Regions from separate parts of the Homo sapiens genome. Here region 1 is linked to region 2. A link is a loop called in an ENCODE intact Hi-C map of the cell type or tissue named here. Cell type or tissue: mammary epithelial cell. All regions are shown on one strand. Links, peaks and the distances in the headings refer to the core of each region. The heading gives the core; the rest is flanking DNA. Region 1 overlaps CMTM4 (CKLF like MARVEL transmembrane domain containing 4). Region 2 holds the start of CMTM3 (CKLF like MARVEL transmembrane domain containing 3).

The links. Peaks named below come from ENCODE experiments on the same cell type or tissue, not always from the same donor. Only the 100,000 strongest peaks of a DNase experiment are listed, where the experiment ranks them.
Region 1: a loop joins it to region 2, with 5 times the contacts of the local background. A loop is called at or near these places in 17 of 110 quality-filtered maps.

What each region holds. Positions count from the first base shown.
Region 1 is chr16:66,656,950-66,665,182 of GRCh38, reverse strand. The region is part of intron 1 of CMTM4 (CKLF like MARVEL transmembrane domain containing 4); the gene reads left to right. Among named protein-coding and RNA genes, the nearest start is that of CMTM4, 36 kb to the left of the region's middle. In mammary epithelial cell, for the core only: a CTCF peak has its summit at 4,256; a DNase peak (open chromatin) is centred at 4,222; H3K27ac peaks cover 1,786 bases.
Region 2 is chr16:66,603,932-66,612,164 of GRCh38, reverse strand. It overlaps CMTM3 (CKLF like MARVEL transmembrane domain containing 3), which reads right to left and starts at 7,461. Exons shown (of 5, transcript NM_181553.4): 1 at 7,213-7,461; 2 at 3,701-3,856; 3 at 2,635-2,730; 4 at 2,162-2,282. The coding sequence starts at 7,359. It also overlaps a transcript of CMTM4 not described here. RefSeq lists an enhancer at 2,354-3,165 and silencers at 6,457-6,676, 6,737-7,576. In mammary epithelial cell, for the core only: a CTCF peak has its summit at 3,448 (motif pointing left); a DNase peak (open chromatin) is centred at 3,414.

The sequences.
Region 1 (8,233 bases), core at 3,008-5,507, 52 kb before region 2:
TGAGGTCAGGAGTTCGAGACCAGCCTGGACAACGTGGCAAAACCCTGTCTCTACAAAAAAATACCAAAACAATTAGCTGGGCATGGTGGCATGTAACTGTAATTCTAGCTGCTAGGGAGGCTGAGGTGGAAGGATCACTTGAGCCCGGTAGGTCAAGGCTGCACTGAGCTGTGATTGCACCACTGTACTCCAGGGCTACAGAGGGAGACTCTCTCTCGGAGAAACAGGGTTTTGCTCTGTCACCCAGGCTGGCCTTGAACTCCTGGCCTCAAGGCAATCCTCCTGCTTTGGCCTCCCAAAGTGCTGGGATTACAGGTGTGAGCCACCATGTCCTGCCTATATTTAATGTAATTATTAGTATGCTTAAATTTAAACCTACCATTTTGTTATTTATTTTCTGTTTGTTCCCTCTGTTTTGTTCCTGTTTTCCCTTTCCTCTTTTCTTTTGGAGTCTTTGAATATTTGTTAGTATTTCATTATAATTGATTTATTGAGTTTTGACTAGTATCTCTTTATATAGTTTTTTTTTTAAGTGTTTGGTCTACGAATTACATTATACATACACATAATTATAACATTAATATTGTACACTTTACTTATAATTAACATTTCATTACTTAGAATGAAATACAGAAACCTTGCAAGTACATAGGTCCCTTTACCCTCCTACTTTGTTTTCGTTGTCAAATACATTGAAATCCCAACATTGTTACAGATTTTGCTCTTAACCATCATGCATACTTGAAATAACTCGAGAAGAATTGTATATTATGTTTACCGAGGTTTTTACCATTTCTGTTGCTTTTCTTTCACTACTGATATTCCAAGTTTCCCTCTGGTATCATTTCCATTCTCCATGAAGAACCTCATAGCGTTTCATTTAGAGCAGATTTGTTGGCTATGAGTTCTCTTCATTTTCCTTTATCTGAAATTTTTTTTTTTTTTTTTTGAGACGGAGTCTCACTCTGTCACCCAGGCTGGAAGTGCAGTGGTGCGATCTTGGCTCACTGCAACCTCTGCCTCCCGGGTTCAAGCAATTCTCCTGCCTCAGCCTCCAGAGTAGCTGGGACTACAGGTGCCCACCACCATGCCCAGCTAATTTTTGTATTTTTAGTAGAGACAGAGTTTCACCATGTTGGCCAGGCTGGTCTCAAACTCCTGAGCTCAGGTGATCTGCCTGCCTCAGCCTCCCAAAGTGATAGGATTACAGGCATGTGCCACTGCACCTGGCCTGTTCTAAGCTTTATATAAAATAATCCAAGAAGTAGGGATGCGTACTCTTTAAACAAATAGAAAGACAGAAAGTCTCAGCTAAGAAATAGAAGATATAAAGAAGCAAATGGGCCGGGTGTGTTGGCTCACACCTGTGATCCCAGCACTTTGGGAGGCCGAGGTGGGTGGATCACGAGGTCAGGAGATTGAGACCATCCTGGTCAACATGGTGAATCCCTGTCTTTACTAAAAATACAAAAATTAGCTCGGTGTGGCGGCGCTTGCCTGTAATCCCAGCTACTTGGGAGGCTGAGGCAGGAGAATCGCTTGAATTCGGGAGGCGGAGGTTGCAGTGAGCCAAGATCGCACCACTGAACTCCAGCCTGACGACAGAGCTAGACTCTGTCTCAAAAAAAAAAAAAAAAAAAAAAAAAAAAAGCAAATGAAAATCTTAGAACCATAGAACGTAGTATCCAAAATAAAAATGGATGGGCTGGATAGCAGAAGGTAGCTCATCACTCACTGTAACCTTGAACTCCTGGGCTCCAGTAATCCTCCCGCTTCAGCCTCCTGATTAGCTGGGACTGCAGGGGTATACCACCATGCCTGGCTAATCTTGGGTTATTTTATTATAGCTGCTTTACAATCTGATAATTCCAACAACTGTGTCATCTTGGCATTGGCATCTGTTGATTGTCTTTTTCCATATGAATTGAGATTTTCCTGGTTCTTTGTATGCCAAGTAATTTAGAATTATATCGTGGACATTTGTTTATTATGTTATGGGACTCTGGTCTTGTTTAAATCCTATGAAGAATGTTGATTTTTGTTTTGTTTTCGAAAGCAATCAACCTGGCTGGGTTCAAGTGAGAAGTTCTGGTCAGTCTTCTGTGGGTTGAAGGTTCAATATCAATTCTGTTTCAAAGCCTTTGTGATGCTATTTGAATCTTTGCTCGGTATATGCCACCCAGTGGTCAGTCTGGGACCTAGGTGGTGAGCTATCCCATAGTTCATTCTCAACGTCTTTACTGCACTGTTTAGGGTCAGATACACATATATATACAACTTTGGGTGAGCTCAGGAGTTTATAAGCTTTATGGGCTTGGTGTTTTGATTTATAAACAGGAGTTTATAGAACTTTATGGGTTTGCTTCCTCTTTCTGCCAGTTCCTTGGTATTTTCCAGCCCTTAGAACTCCTCTTTCGGGTCTGTGTCCCAAAAGCTGGTTCTTTAGTTACCCTACTCTGTTGAACAGTTTCCACAGCTGTGTCCATGTCCTAGGCCACATGGTGGGAGGACAGGGGAAGGGGAAAGCAAGGGGGTTCGCTCATGCCCTAAGAACTCGGGTTCCTCTGAGTCGACTCCTCTGTTGTGGACATCTGTAGCCTCCTGCTGCTGCATTGCCTCTGACACTTCAGGGTTGTCTGGGGTCTGAAATCTAAGTGAGAATGAAGGAAAAAAAAAGTTAAAAGGAAAATAAAACCCAGGATTGTGTTCAATGTCTATGAGTGTTAGGAAAATCCCCCTGTCTACTTTTCTGGCCAGAACTAGAGGATTGTCCTGGACTCCCTATCTATACCAGGCTCTCTTTTCTGGGTTTTTCTGGGTTTGAGGCTCCTTAGAGTCTAAGCTGGGGAACACTGGAGGAAAAATAGGAGCCTGACTGTTGGTTCTGTGGTGCTTTGAACTCTGGGCATCTTCACCATCTGCCTACTTTGATTTGTTTTTCAGTGTCCTGAAATAGCTGCTCTGTGCATTGTTTCCAGTTTGATAGCAGCATTCAGTGGGACAGACAGGCTGGAGTGTACCTACTTCATTAACTGGAACTGGAATTCCAAATTTATGATACTTGGAAGCTTTCTAATTTGTTTTTGTTGTCTGTTTTTATTGTCTGATAGCCAAATAGGCTCCTGGCTTGCAGGCTGCTGGGGCCCTGGCTTGTGTAGAGATGAATCACGGTGGCATGGTGTTTTGGTTTTTTGTTTGTTTTGTTTTTGTAGTAAGGAAATGTTTTATTTTTATTTTATTTTATTTTTTTGAGACAGAGTCTTGCTCTGTTGCCCAGGCTGGAGTGCAGTGGTGCGATCTCAGCTCACTGCAGTGTCTGCCTCCCGAGTTCACGCAATTCTCCTGCCTCAGCCTCCTGAGTAGCTGGAATTACAGGCATGCACCACTATGCCCGGCTAATTTTTTTGTTGTTTTAGTAGAGATGGGGGTTTCACCGTGTTGGCCAGGCTGGTCTTGAACTTCTGACCTCAGGTGATCCACCCACCTTGGCCTCCCAAAGTGCTGGGATTACAGATGTGAGCCACCGTGCCCGGCCTATAGTAAGGAAATGTTTTAAGTATTACTCTGGGATATTCCTGGCATGTGCAAGGAATCATATAAAAGGATCCATTTTAATAAAATTTGGACTTAATGTTACTATCTTTTCATATTAGCGAACAGACTTTTCTGCCTGTGAATATGAAAACAGAGCATTATAGAAAAGATTTGGGACTGCTTAGCTCTACTTCCCACTAAAAATGACAGTCTTTTACTTCATCCTTAACTGACAAGCGTTTAGCCTCAGTGTGACTGATGTCAGCTAAAATCACCAGGTCTGTTTTCACTTGGCTGCTTTTATCAAGTCTGTTCTCCCTACTCTATATTCCTGTAGCTGAATCTTTGAACCTGAAATTTATACGGGTTACAGTCCATCCGCAGCACCAGTCTGGCTGATGTTGGGATAATTTTGAAGCTTATTACCTTACATATTAGCAATCTGAAGTCTCTTATTCACAGATGTGGCAAGTGATAAACCAGCTTTGTATGTTTTCTCCCAAATAATTTCTAGAAACTTAAGTGGCCCTTCACCTGAGCCCATGTTTTAGGCTGACATGGAACATTAATTATCAACCTTTGGATAGTGTCCAGTTGCCTGTGGACATGGTTTAATGACTGTTTCGTAGATGCCTGTTCATGCCCTGTTGGTCAGTCATTACTCAGCTATTTTCCTGAGTGTCTGTTCGGGAGGGATAGAGCAGGGAGCCAGCTAGACGCGATTCCGGAGACAGGCCCCACCGTGCGGTAAACTGCACTTCCTCACTTAGCACAGCGAGCAGGAGAGGGAAGAGCTGACTATGGGGACAGGGCAGCCAAGTGTTAGGAGATTTGAGGAGACAGCAGGAAGCCTGCAGAGGGAGAGGTTTATTGTGGAGGGATGAGGAAAGGCTTCCCAGAGCAGCTTGCAGTTATTTTTTTATTTGCTTGTTTTTAAATTACTTCTTAAAGAAATCACACAAGTAATACCAATTTAAGAAAAATTAGAAAATACCTCTAAGTTAAAAGAAAAAAACACATGTCCTAGTATCTTACTCATCAGAGATGAACACTAGTCACATTGTGTGTAACACTGTCTCCGTATTTGTTCACATATGTCTGTGTGCATATATTTACAAGTACAGATTGCTTTGTAACATGACTGTTCTATGCTGCTTCTCCTTATCAATAGACTTTACAACATTGAAAATTTTTCTTTTTAATTTACATGCAATAAATTTCACCTTTTATGGTGGAGTTTTGTTTTTTTTTTTTTTTTTTTGAGACAGGATCTCACCCTATTGTCCAGGCTGGAGTGCAGTGGCATAATCAGGGCTCACTGCAGCCTGTACCTCCCAGGCTCAAGCAATCCTCCTACCTCTGCCTTCCAAGAGGCTGAGACCACAGACATGTGCCACCACGCCTGGCTAATTTTTTCTTTTTTTGTAGAGATGGAGTCTCACTAGATTGCCCGGGCTGGTCTCCAACTCCTGGGCTCAAGTGATCCTCCTGCCTTAGCCTCCCAAAGTGCTGGGATTACAGGCATGAGCCACCGTGCTCTGCCTTGTAGTTTTAATTTGCATTTTCCTAATAGCTAGTGATGTTAAGGATCTTTTCATGTGCTTGTTTGCCATCTATATATCTTCTTTTGTGATGTGCTCATATCTTTTACCCACTTTTTAATTGGGTTGTTTCTTATTGTGGAGATTTGAGTTTTTTGTATGTTCTGGATATAAGTTCTTCAACATTTTTAAAAAATTTAAATTTTTATTATGGAAACTTTCAGACATACACTAGTAAAGATAATAGTACAAGTGCCCACATACTTTTTATCCAGCTTTTACAGTTATCACCATTTTGCATTTTTGTTTAATCAACGCTCCCCTCCTTTTTTGTTGTAATATTTTAAAACAAGTCTTCAATATCATAGCATTTCAACTATAAATATGAAGTATGCATCTCTATCAGTTACGAACTTTATTTTAAATGACACATCCACAATATCAATATTACTTCAAAATAACATAATTATTCCTTAATGTCATTGACTATCCTATGTTCACTTTTCCCCAGTGATCTCCAAAATGCCCTTTTGGTTTGTTTGAATTAGGATCTAAACAAGATCCATACGTGATTGCATTTGCTTGCTGTGTCTGAAGTCTCTCTTAATCTTACAACAGCCCTCATCTCCCTTTATGTCATTTGTTTGCTGATGAAATGGGGTAATTTGTTATATAGATTTCCCATTTTGGCCTTGACTGGTGGCTTTCTCTAGTGTGATTTTTTTTTTTTTTTGAGGCAGAGTCTCACTCTGTCGCCCAGGCTGGAGTGCAGTGGCACGATCTCGGCTCACTGCAACCTCCGCCTCTGAGGTTCAAGTGATTCTTGTGCCTCAGCCTCCCAAGTAGCTGGGACTACAGGTGCACACCACCATGCCCAGCTAATTTTTGTATTTTTAGTAGTGACAACGCAATATTGGCCAGGCTGGTCTCAAACTCCTGACCTCAAGTGATCCGCCTGCCTCAGCTTCCCAAAGTGCTGGGATTACAGGTGTGAGCCACCACGCCCAGCCTCTAGTGTGATTTTAACATGCTCCTTCAACTTCTCTGTTTCCTGTAACCTGGTTACTCTATATAGCTTGACTGTGGGATGGGGTTGGGGGTGGGATGAAAAGAAGCTGTCTCAGGTCTGCTGGCTTCATCCTACGGCATCCACACTAGCAGGTGGAGCAGCTGATTGTCTTGCTTTTAGTGAAGCCAAGATTGATTGGTGGGTGCTTGATCCATCTGTTTGAAATTCCGCATCGGTGGCTTTAATAGCTACTGATGCTCACGAGCTAGATCAGCCATTCTTCCTCCCTGTGGGAGGAGATTTTGCCCCCCAGGGATATTTGACAGTATCTGGAGACATTTTTGGCTTTCTCCACTTGGGGGTGGGAGGAGTACTGGCACCTAGTGGTGTGGAGGCCAGGGATGCTGCTAAACATCCTCAATGCACAGGACAGCCCCTCACAATGAAAAGTGATCCGGTCTGAGATGCCAATAGTGCTGAGTTTGAGAAATCTTGTCCTAGAGCCCAATGTGGGTATCAGGATTTTGAAAGGATCCCTGGATGAACCAAGTATATGAGCCACTGGCATAGATCAAGGGCCACAGGAAATCACAGAGCGATAAAACTGGTTTGGGCTGAAGAAAGAGCCACAGAAAGCTTTGGTGGAGGAAGTGCGACTCGAATGGGAGTTAGGAGCATGACTTTGATAAATGAACAGGCAGAAAAAGAATGTTTTTTTGGTTGAGTTCAGCAATTAATGCCCTCTAACTCCTGGTTTTCAGATGGATTGAGAATCCGGGTCCAGATCATTTCAAAATAATGGTTTCCTCCCCTCCCTCCCTCCCTGCCTGCCTCCCTCCTTCTCTCCTTCCCTCCCTCCTTCCCTCCTTCCCTCCCTCCCTACCTCCCTTCTTTCCCTTTCTTTGCTTTCTCTCAATCATAGCTCACTGCAGCCTAGACCTCCTGAGCTCAAGTGATCCTCCCACCTCAGCCCTCTGAGTAGCTGGGACTACAGGCATGTATCACAACGTCCAGCTAATTTTTAATTTTTTAATATTTTTTGTAGAGATGGAGTCTTAGTATGTTGCCTAGGCTGGTCTCGAACTCCAGGCCTCAAGTGGTCCTTCCACCTTGGCCTCCCAAAGTGCTGGGATTATAGGCATGGTTATGGAGCCTGGCCAATGATTTTCTAATTCAATCATTCCTTTTGCATTTATTAACTGGAATTTTGTAAAGATCTTTTCCTCACCATCTGTTTGATTTTCCTGAAATACAGTTTGTACAGGAAAGGCAAGGTAAATGCTGATTCTTTTGATTCTTTTCCTTCATTAATTTTCCTAATAACAAGCTAATGCTTTAGCAACCTCTAAAGGTGAACAATGAGTTTTTTCTCCAAACTCGTGGATTTTTACAGATTTGATACATGTCATTTAAAAAGCCTTTATTTTGAAATAATTACAGACTGAAAGATTGCAAGAGTAGTATAAAACAATATATGCTTTGACCTAGATTCTCCAAATGTTAATTTCACCATATTAGCTTTATCCTTCCTCTACTGTCTCTCTCTCTCTGTGTGTTTATATATCTGTATATGTATATTTATAGAATATTTTAAGTCTTTTGAGAGTACAGACTTGATGTCTCTTTTATCTCTAAAAACTTCAGTGTCCTAAAGACAAGATTACTTTCTTACATAACCACACTATAGTTACCAAAATCAGGAAATTAGGGCTGGCTGCGGTGGCTCACGCCTGTAATCCCAGTACTTTGGGAGACCAAGGCAGGCAGATCACCTGAGGTCCGGAGCCTGGCCAGGCCATGAGCCTGGCCAACATGGTGAAACCCTGGGTCTACTAAAAATACAAAAATTAGCCGGACGTGGTAGCGGGTGCCTATAGCCCAAGATACTCAGGAGGCTGAGGCAGGAGAACCGCATGAACCTGGGAGGCGGAGGTTGCAGTGAGCTGAGATCACACCATTGCACTCCAGCCTGGGTGACAGAGCGAGACTCCATCTGAAAAAAAAAAAAAAAAATCAGGAAATTAACACTGATTCAGTACTCTTAGCTAATCTGTAGACCTTATTCATGTTTCCCTCTTTGTCTCAAAAATCTGTTTAATAAATGAAAATCCTAGATCATGTTGTCATTTAGTTGTCATGTCTCTTTAAT
Region 2 (8,233 bases), core at 2,264-4,763:
GGGGTAACAGGCGTGAGCCACCGTGCCCGGCCGCAGAAGCCACTTGCACCTCCAGGGTGTGGGTGCGGGTGCAGGTGGGGGTGTTTCCACCCCAAGACTGAAGCCCAGGTGCCCCTTCCTCAGGCCCAGCCCCTCCGGAGTCTCCCTGGGCTTTTCTCAGCTGGGTGGGTCAGGGCTGTACCTCTGCATTCCAGCTCTACCCCCACCCCCAGGTTCAGCAGGACAAGGTGAGGACAGCTATTTTCTTGTCCCCCAAACTAAAATATACTGGAAAATCAGCAAGCCTCTTTTTAGCCATTTTATATCTTCAATCCCCCTCCCCCAATCCTTGTTTAATATTGTAATCAGAAACAATTTTATAATGGTAAGGGCCTGCCTATGAGGTGTACCTCGAGGGTTCCTGAAATCCCAGTTCTGTCTCGGAGCTCTGTAGAGCCTTCTGGAACCTCCACCCCAGAAGGAAAAGCACCAGAGTCACTAACCCCCAACCCCACCCCAGTGCTGGTTGCTACTTCCTGATGCTCATCCCCTCCCTGGCCAGCCTCTGTCTCTCAGAACCCCAGTCAGTCCCCATGAGCTGTCGCTGGCTCATGGCTGGGCTCAGGGCTGGGGTGTGGGCAGCCTAGTCCCTAAACCCCAGCTCTGTCCCTCACTCCGGTTCCTGGGCTGCACTCGTCAGATTTTGTGGGTTTTGCTATATTCAATTTTTTCCCCCCGAGATGGAGTCTCACTCTGTCGCCCAGGCTGGAGTGCGATGTCTTGATCTCAGGTCACTGCAACCTCTGCCTCCCATAGGTGATTCTCCTGCCTCAGCCTCCCAAGTAGCTGGGATTACAGGCGGGCACCACCATGCCTGGCTGATTTTTGTATTTTTAGTAGAGATGGGGTTTCACCGTGTTGGCCAGGCTGGTCTCAAACTCCTGACCTCAAGTGATCCACCCGTCTCGGCCTCCCAAAGTGTTGAGATTACAGGCGTGAGCCACTGTGCCTGGCTGCTATATTCAATTCTAACATATAAGTCAAGAATAATTTTACAGCAAAATAATTGTTACATATGTGAAACTCTCCAAATAGTAAAACAAAAAAAACAAAATAAAACCACCCAAGTTTCCACTGACGTTTACTAATTGGTCCCTGGGCTGGTTGTCTGGGATCACTTGCTGCGGGCAACTGGGAGCAGGTTGCAGAGCCTGAGGAAACCGCCTGGGAGCTCTAACCTAATATTTGCCAAGGGACGGGATGGGATGAGTGGCATTCATTTTCAGCAGAAGGACGGTTTCTGGGATTCACAAATCCCCATGGCCCCAGCACCTGGCTGTTAGGAAACCAGTGGCTCTTAAGCCTAACCTACTGGTCCTGCCTAGGGAAGATCCCAACCACAGGGTGGGGCCTGCAGGCCCTTCCAGAGCTGCCCTTGTCTACCTGTCCAGCCACAGGCACTGCCAGCACAGGGGCACATCCGCCTGGTCCAGAGAAGCATCTCCCCAGGCAGAAGCGCCTGCTGTCTCTGCTCTCAGCCTTCTTCCCTACACCGGCCTGGTCTCTTCTGCCTGCACACTCCTCTACTGCCATCTGTCAGTACCCAGCTCTAGTGTCCCCTCCAGAGCCTCGGGCCAGCTGACACCCAGCGTGGGCCTGCTTTCAGCTACTGTATCCCTCCCTCTATCGGCTCCTGTTTTACTGTCGTCATTGCTGCCCCATCTGGCCCCTCCCCTGGTACGGGACACATCATCTGTCCCTTGCCACGGTTTCTGGGTCTGACTCCTTTCTGGGCTCTGAGCTTCCCAGGACAGGCCTGGATGGGTAAGACAGCAGAGGGGCTGGGTTTGGGGGATGGCCACTCTGGATCCCAGGTGGACAGGTGCCCGAGAGTGACTGGCTGCCCAGGGGGGTCGTCCAGGGAGACTTGCCGGCCTGGCCTGAGGCTCAGCCATGCCCACTGCTTGCCCCTCCTAGAAAGGCTGGGGTGAGGGTGCACGAGGCGAATGGGACTGGCTTTGGATCAGTGCTGCATGAGGGTAGGTGAGAATGGGCTGTGAAAACACTTCCTGCCATGGGGAGAGAGGAAATGATCCCACCCCAGCCTCAAACTAGCTGGCATCCCCGAGGGAGGGCAGGCCCCTGTTGCAGCACTGCTGGGGTGATCAGGGCAGCCGCTTACCTTCTGTCTTGTGGGCTGTGGTCTCATCTGCAGAGTCCCCTTGTTTGAGGAATTTGGCCACGTCGTTAAAGATCAGGTAGAAATCAGTTGCAAACACGATGGTAGCAAAGAAGCCAAACACCTGTGGACAGGGTGGATGGGATGCATCACAGGGCTGACTCCCTGCTCCGGGAGGCTGCTGCCCCAGCCTCACGGCCCATTTCAGATCTGCTTGGACAAACAGCCCGAGTGTCAGGCACAGACCCCTGTGAGTAACGGAAGTGGGAAAATGAGCTGTGAACTTGGTTTGACAAACAGCCTTTCAAAACCCCGGGTAGAGTCAGTCTTTAATGAGAGGACTTTGGAATCATCATCGGGACCCACATGAGACCCCAGGGGGGCCCCAGCAGGGAAAGGCTCTGCCCCAGGTCCCACCCTAAATGAGGGGCTAGAGGGGCATCTGCAGTTTCCAGAGGGGTGGGGCGGCTGCTCACCCCAGCGGCTTTGGAAGCCCCATCCGAGTACTTGGCGATGGCCGTGATGGAGATAGCAAAGTAGATGAGGGCCGCGGTGACACAGCGCAGGAAGTCCTGGGGAGAGAGGGGCATGCTGCCCTGAGCCCCTGGAGCTGAGCACAGCATGGGGAGGAGGCCTGGCAGCCTGGTCGTGTTCCCAGCCCCAGGCCTAGCACCTGAGGGCTCCTATCCCATCCTGGCCCCACCCACATGCCTAGGCCCTTGTCCCACCCCCGAGGTGCCTCTGCTGCCTTGCCAGCAGCTGACACTGCCCTATCCCGGGTCCAGCGGGGCTGCTGTCCTAAGCTCTGGGCAAAAAACTGTGTGGATCAGGGTGCAGCCTGCCCTGCGATGCGGTGGAAGCAGAAGTTGGAAACACCCCCACCTGCTCCCTTCCCGCTCTCCATTGGGGAGATCTGGCTCTGGGCCTCGGCTTTGTCACACTCTTGTGGCCGATCCATTCATGGACCACAGTTTCTGCTTATCCGTCCCTAAGATGGGGACACAGAGGGTGCAGCCCTCCTGAGGCAGCAGATGCTGGATATGAAGTCAAGAGACAAGGGTTCAAGTTGAGCCTTTGCTGCCCTTTCTCTAGGACACATTTCATTCAGCGAGGTCCACTGGGGTCTGGGCCCTCACAGGTGATAAAACGAGGTCAGGGTTGCCGATGGCTGAAGTCTGGGTAAGCCCTGCAAGTCCTCAGTTAACCTGTCCTGCCCACGTGGAAATGGCTTGAATTCCTGTGGCGGCAGCTCATTCCTGTAGGCCCGGTGGGGAGCACCGGCGCCACCTGGTGGCCAGAGACCCCTCTCCGGGTTCCCTGCCTCACAGACCTGCTCTAGAGGCACCACAGCCCACTTGAGGTCACAGGGCTGCTGAGTAGTGGAGCTGGGATGATCTGAAGCTGGGTCTCTCCATCCAGTTCTAACCAACTGCAAACTCCAGCACACTAGAGAAAGGATAAGGGCCCAAGTGCACGACTCTGGACTCCTCATCTGGCCACTTTGTGCAGGGCACCCCTCCCTCCTGGGGCCCCTGTCCTCACCATCATGGGCCAGCACAAGCCCTGCCACTTGTCATTCAGCTGCATGGCATCAGCAAAGAGGAAGTACAAGGCCAGCAGGAACTCCAGCAGAGGCGCTGTGAGGAAGGCAGATGCTGAGGACGCCACATAGCAGATAAAAGTGATGAATGAGAGACCCTGCGGGGAAGGAGTTTGAGGTGAAGTCAGAGCCTTTTCATGTTCCTTGTCCAGTGCTCCTCTGAGCCAGGCCCTGTGGTCAGGATAGAGGAGGTTCCAGCAGGGGAAGCCAACTGCTCACAGTCCCGCAGCTGGGAAGTGGCAGAGCCAGATTAGAATCCCAGGCCAAGCACAGTGGCTCACACCTGTAATCCTAGCACTTTGAGAGGCCCAGGCAGGTGGATTGCTTGAGCCCAGAAATTTGACCCCAGCTTGGGCAACATGGCAAAACCTCATCTCGGCAAAATATACAAAAATTAGCCGGGCATGGTGGTGTGTGCCTGAAATCCCAGCTACTTGGGAGGCTGAGGTGGGAGGATCACCTGAGCCCGGGGAGGTCGAGGCTGCAGTGAGCTGTGATCAGGCCACTGCACTCCATCCTGGGTGAGAGAGAGAGAGACCCTGTCCGCACCCGCCCCTACAAAAAAAAAAAACCCAGCATGGCCCAGGCTCACACCTATGCTGCCTCCCAGTCCTGGGCATGGCCCTGAGTCCTCACCTTACCCCACCCCAGCTCCCTGACAGGACCTAGTCAGAAAGCCCCAGCCTTCCAAGCACATGCACTCCACTCAGTGCCCTGCGGAGGGAAATCAAAGCGAGGCAGGAACCAGTTTCCAAAAAGTAACACCCAACACCAAAGACGTGTGCTCGTCACTGAATGTAGATTTCACCTTGAAAAGAAAAAACCTTGAACCTTAATGATATGCGTCCTGAAGTGTTCAGAGTTGAAATGTCCTGATGTCTGCAATTTATTTTGTGTTAAAAGATAAAATGCCTTGATGGACAGATAGATAAAGCAAAAAAATCTTTTGGAGTTTTAATGTATTTGCAAATTTTCATAATGATAAGAAAGGAACATCTAACAGAGGGTGCGTTGGCACTGACACCTCAGGCCCTGCTGCCTTATTCATACAGGGCCAGCTGTGAAAGGTGGGGCCAGCTGTACTTGAACTACAAGAATCAAAATGTTCACTGTGGTCTTGCCCACAACTCTGTAGGTGGGAAGAGCTGATGCAGGAGGATGTTGAGCCCTGGGCAGTCCTGCAGCCCAGGTACGCTGCAGAGCAGGCCAAGGTGACCTGTTGGCCAGCCTGGGGCTCCACAGTGCCTGGTACCCTGAGGCTCACGGGCATCTCCTCTGACCCTCACATCCACCCATGAGCACAGCCCCACTTGACAGATGAGAAGACTCTGTCACATGGCTAATCAGAGGCTACTAGAATTTGAACCCAGGGCTGGCTGACCCCCCAGATAGAGTTATCTTACCTCCGCCCCAGAGATGGAGTCTTGCTCCGTCTCCCAGGCTGGAGTGCAGTGGCACGATCTCAGTTCACTGCAACCTCCACCTCCGGGGTTCAAGTGATTCTCCTGCCTCAGCCTTCCCGAGTAGCTGGGATTACAGGCGCCCGCCACCAAACCCAGCTAATTTTTTTATTTTTAGTAGAGACAGGGTTTCACCATGCTGGCCAGGCTGGTCTCGAATTCCTGACCTCAGGTGATCCACCCACCTCGGCCTCCTAAAGTGTTGGGATTACAGGCATGAGCCACCACGCCCGGCCCAGGTAGAGTTCTTAAGCAACTTGGCCCTGTGGGTGTTGGGGAGGCCATCTGTCCCTGGTTTCTGTCACTGTGGCTGCGTTTGAACATGTCTATGGCTGAGTAGTTTCTAGTGGGTGCAGGAGTCCCCATGGGGACACCCAGATGCCCCACAGGAAGCACTGTGGCTGCTTCAGACAAATGAACTGCAGGGATCCCAGGGGGTCCCCAGAGCACCCCCATTTGCTCTGCACATGGCCTTGGGTGCAGCTGAGCCCCCTTTGGAAAGATAGACTAAGGCATAGAGACGGGCTGGGAGGCTGCTGGGGCCTCCCAGGAAGGCCTTCCATGGGACTGACCCAGCTCTGGCCCTCCCCTTCCTGTCTCCTATGCCTGCACCCCAAAGCCTAATTCTGGGGATTCCCCTCTCAATTCCTGTTTTTTCATCCCGCGATTTCTGGGGCCACTTCCTCTCTCTGTTTCTGTCCATCTCAGCCTCTGCACTTGCTTGGCCTGGGGGTGGGAGTGAGGGGACTAGGGAGGCAGGAGTGCCCTCAGCGGCTCCTGTGAACCCTGAGTGCTGACCGTTCACCCTTCCTTATCCTCCCTGACCTGGATTCCTGACATCTGCTGGGCCCAGGGTGGCCTCTATGCTCCTGCTGGACATATGCCTCCCTCTTATGAGGTGGTCTTGGGTGGGGATGGGGGGGTTCAAGCCACTCTGGGGACGGTGGATTCGAGGCTTCTCCCCTCAAGTGGCTCCCAGTGGTCTCCAGGGTGGGGCTGGGAGTGTGGGCTCGGAGTGTGGCATTGGTGTCTCACTTGGGCGTTGGGCAGGTGGCCTCTGGGCTGACCGTGGGAGAGGCTGCAGGACCACCTTCTGCCCTCTGCCCTGAGTGACCAGGGAGAGGTCCCGGAGCAGAATCCCCCTTCCTCCTGCCCCCACCCTCCTGGCCGCTCTCACTGGGCCCCTCAGTTGAGCCACCTGTCAAATCAGGCGCCTGAGCGCTCTCATCTGTAAAGTGGGGACAAGGGCAGGAAGCGCCAAGTTCCTGGGATCTAAGCAACAAGTGGCCGCCGCCGTGCGCCGCTCTCTCCTCCCGCCTCCCCCGGTCTCCGGCCCGGCCTCTCCCTCCCCATCCCCAACGGCCCAGCGCCACCCCTACCCCACAGCGGACAGTGCGGGCGCCTCCGGTGTCCAGAGGACAAAGAAGCCCCACCGGCCGGGGTGGGGGCGAGGGCGGAGTAGGAAGGAGCCCGGCCGCGGAGGGGAGGAGGGCGATGAAGTCACCGCGGGGCCGCCTCACCCAGTCCCGGGGGTGGGGGATCCCTCCCGCTCCGCACGGCCCCCCGCCGGCTCGGCCCCGCAGGTCGAGGCCCCGGCCCGCACTACCCGCTCGCAGGAAAGCGGACCCCGCTGCGGCCCGGGAGTCCCGGAGGTCCGAGTTGCCCGAGTCCCCGGGGCCCAGAGAGGGCGGGGGCGCCTGGCTCACACAGCAGGACCCACATCCCCGGGCCCCACCCACTTCCCACGGCCCCCAGCTCTGGACTCGCGGGGACAGCGCCGCGGATGGCCTGGGCTCGGGCCCCGCCCCGCCGTCCAAAGTTTGGGGACCTCGACCCAACTTCGCCAGGCGCCCGAGAGAAGTCGGCCGAGGCGGCGCGGAGAGGGGGTATCGGAGCACGGCGGCCGCCCCCGGACCCCACCCGCGCCCCGACGTCCTCCTCCGAAAGGAGCCGCGCAGTCCTAGCGGGGCGGCCGAGGGTCCCGCCGCACTCACCGACTCGGCCAGCAGGAGGCGGCCTTTGAGAGAGCAGAGGAAAGCCCGCGCCGGCAGCAGGGCGCGGAGCCCGGGGACCGCGGGGCCGGGACGGGAGCCGCCGGCAGGCTCGGGGTCCGGGTCGGGGTCGGGGTCTGGGGGCCACATGGCGGCGGCGGCGGTAGGGCCGGGGCTCGGCCTGGCTCCCCTCTTCTCGCGCCCGGAGGGAAGCGGAAACCCGGGCTGTGCGGAAGGAGGGCAGGCGACACTGGCTCGCGCAGGGGCGCATCCCCCGCCGCCACGCCCCGCCCCGCCCCCACCCGCTCCTCCAGCCCGCCCCTCCCCCTCGGACCCCGGCTGCGGGGGATGCTGGGCCCGACCCGCCCCCTCCCCGGCCTGGGGCCTCCGCAGACTCCACCTTCTTCTTCACCCTGGTTCGGGCCGCTGGAGACCTCCCGATCACCGCCCCGGCACCCCTTCGGAGCTCCCACCCGTCTGCCCCTATCCAGAAGGGCTGTCTATACTCGCTGTCTCCGGTCTAACTTCCTGCCCGTGCGCGTGTCTGGGATCCGGGAACCCAGGCGTCTAAACAGCAAAGACCCCGGCCGTGATGTCGGCTCCGCAACCCATGCCCTCTCTTTTTCTTGGGGGCCGGAGTTTTCTTGCGACTTTCTTGGCCACCCCTCCTGTCCCCGGCCAGCCCCACCCTCCTCCAGGGCCTCTTTGTTGGCTGTTCCAGGCCTCGGTCCTGCACCCGCCTCCCCCAACCCATTCTCAGAGGACTCTCAGACCTGCAAGCGCAGCTCCAGGCACACACACAGACACACACACACGCGCGCGCGCGCGCAAACACACACAGGCACGCACATCTGCAGGACTTCCTGACCTGCAGTCCCCCCACCCCAACACATCTCTCTCTCTCACACACACACACACACACACTCCACACGCACATGCGTGCACATCTAGAGAGCGTCTGGAGTTCAGCGTGATCAAGACCCAGCTTCCTGTGCCTCTGCGAAGGGCACTGCCCCCTCCTTTC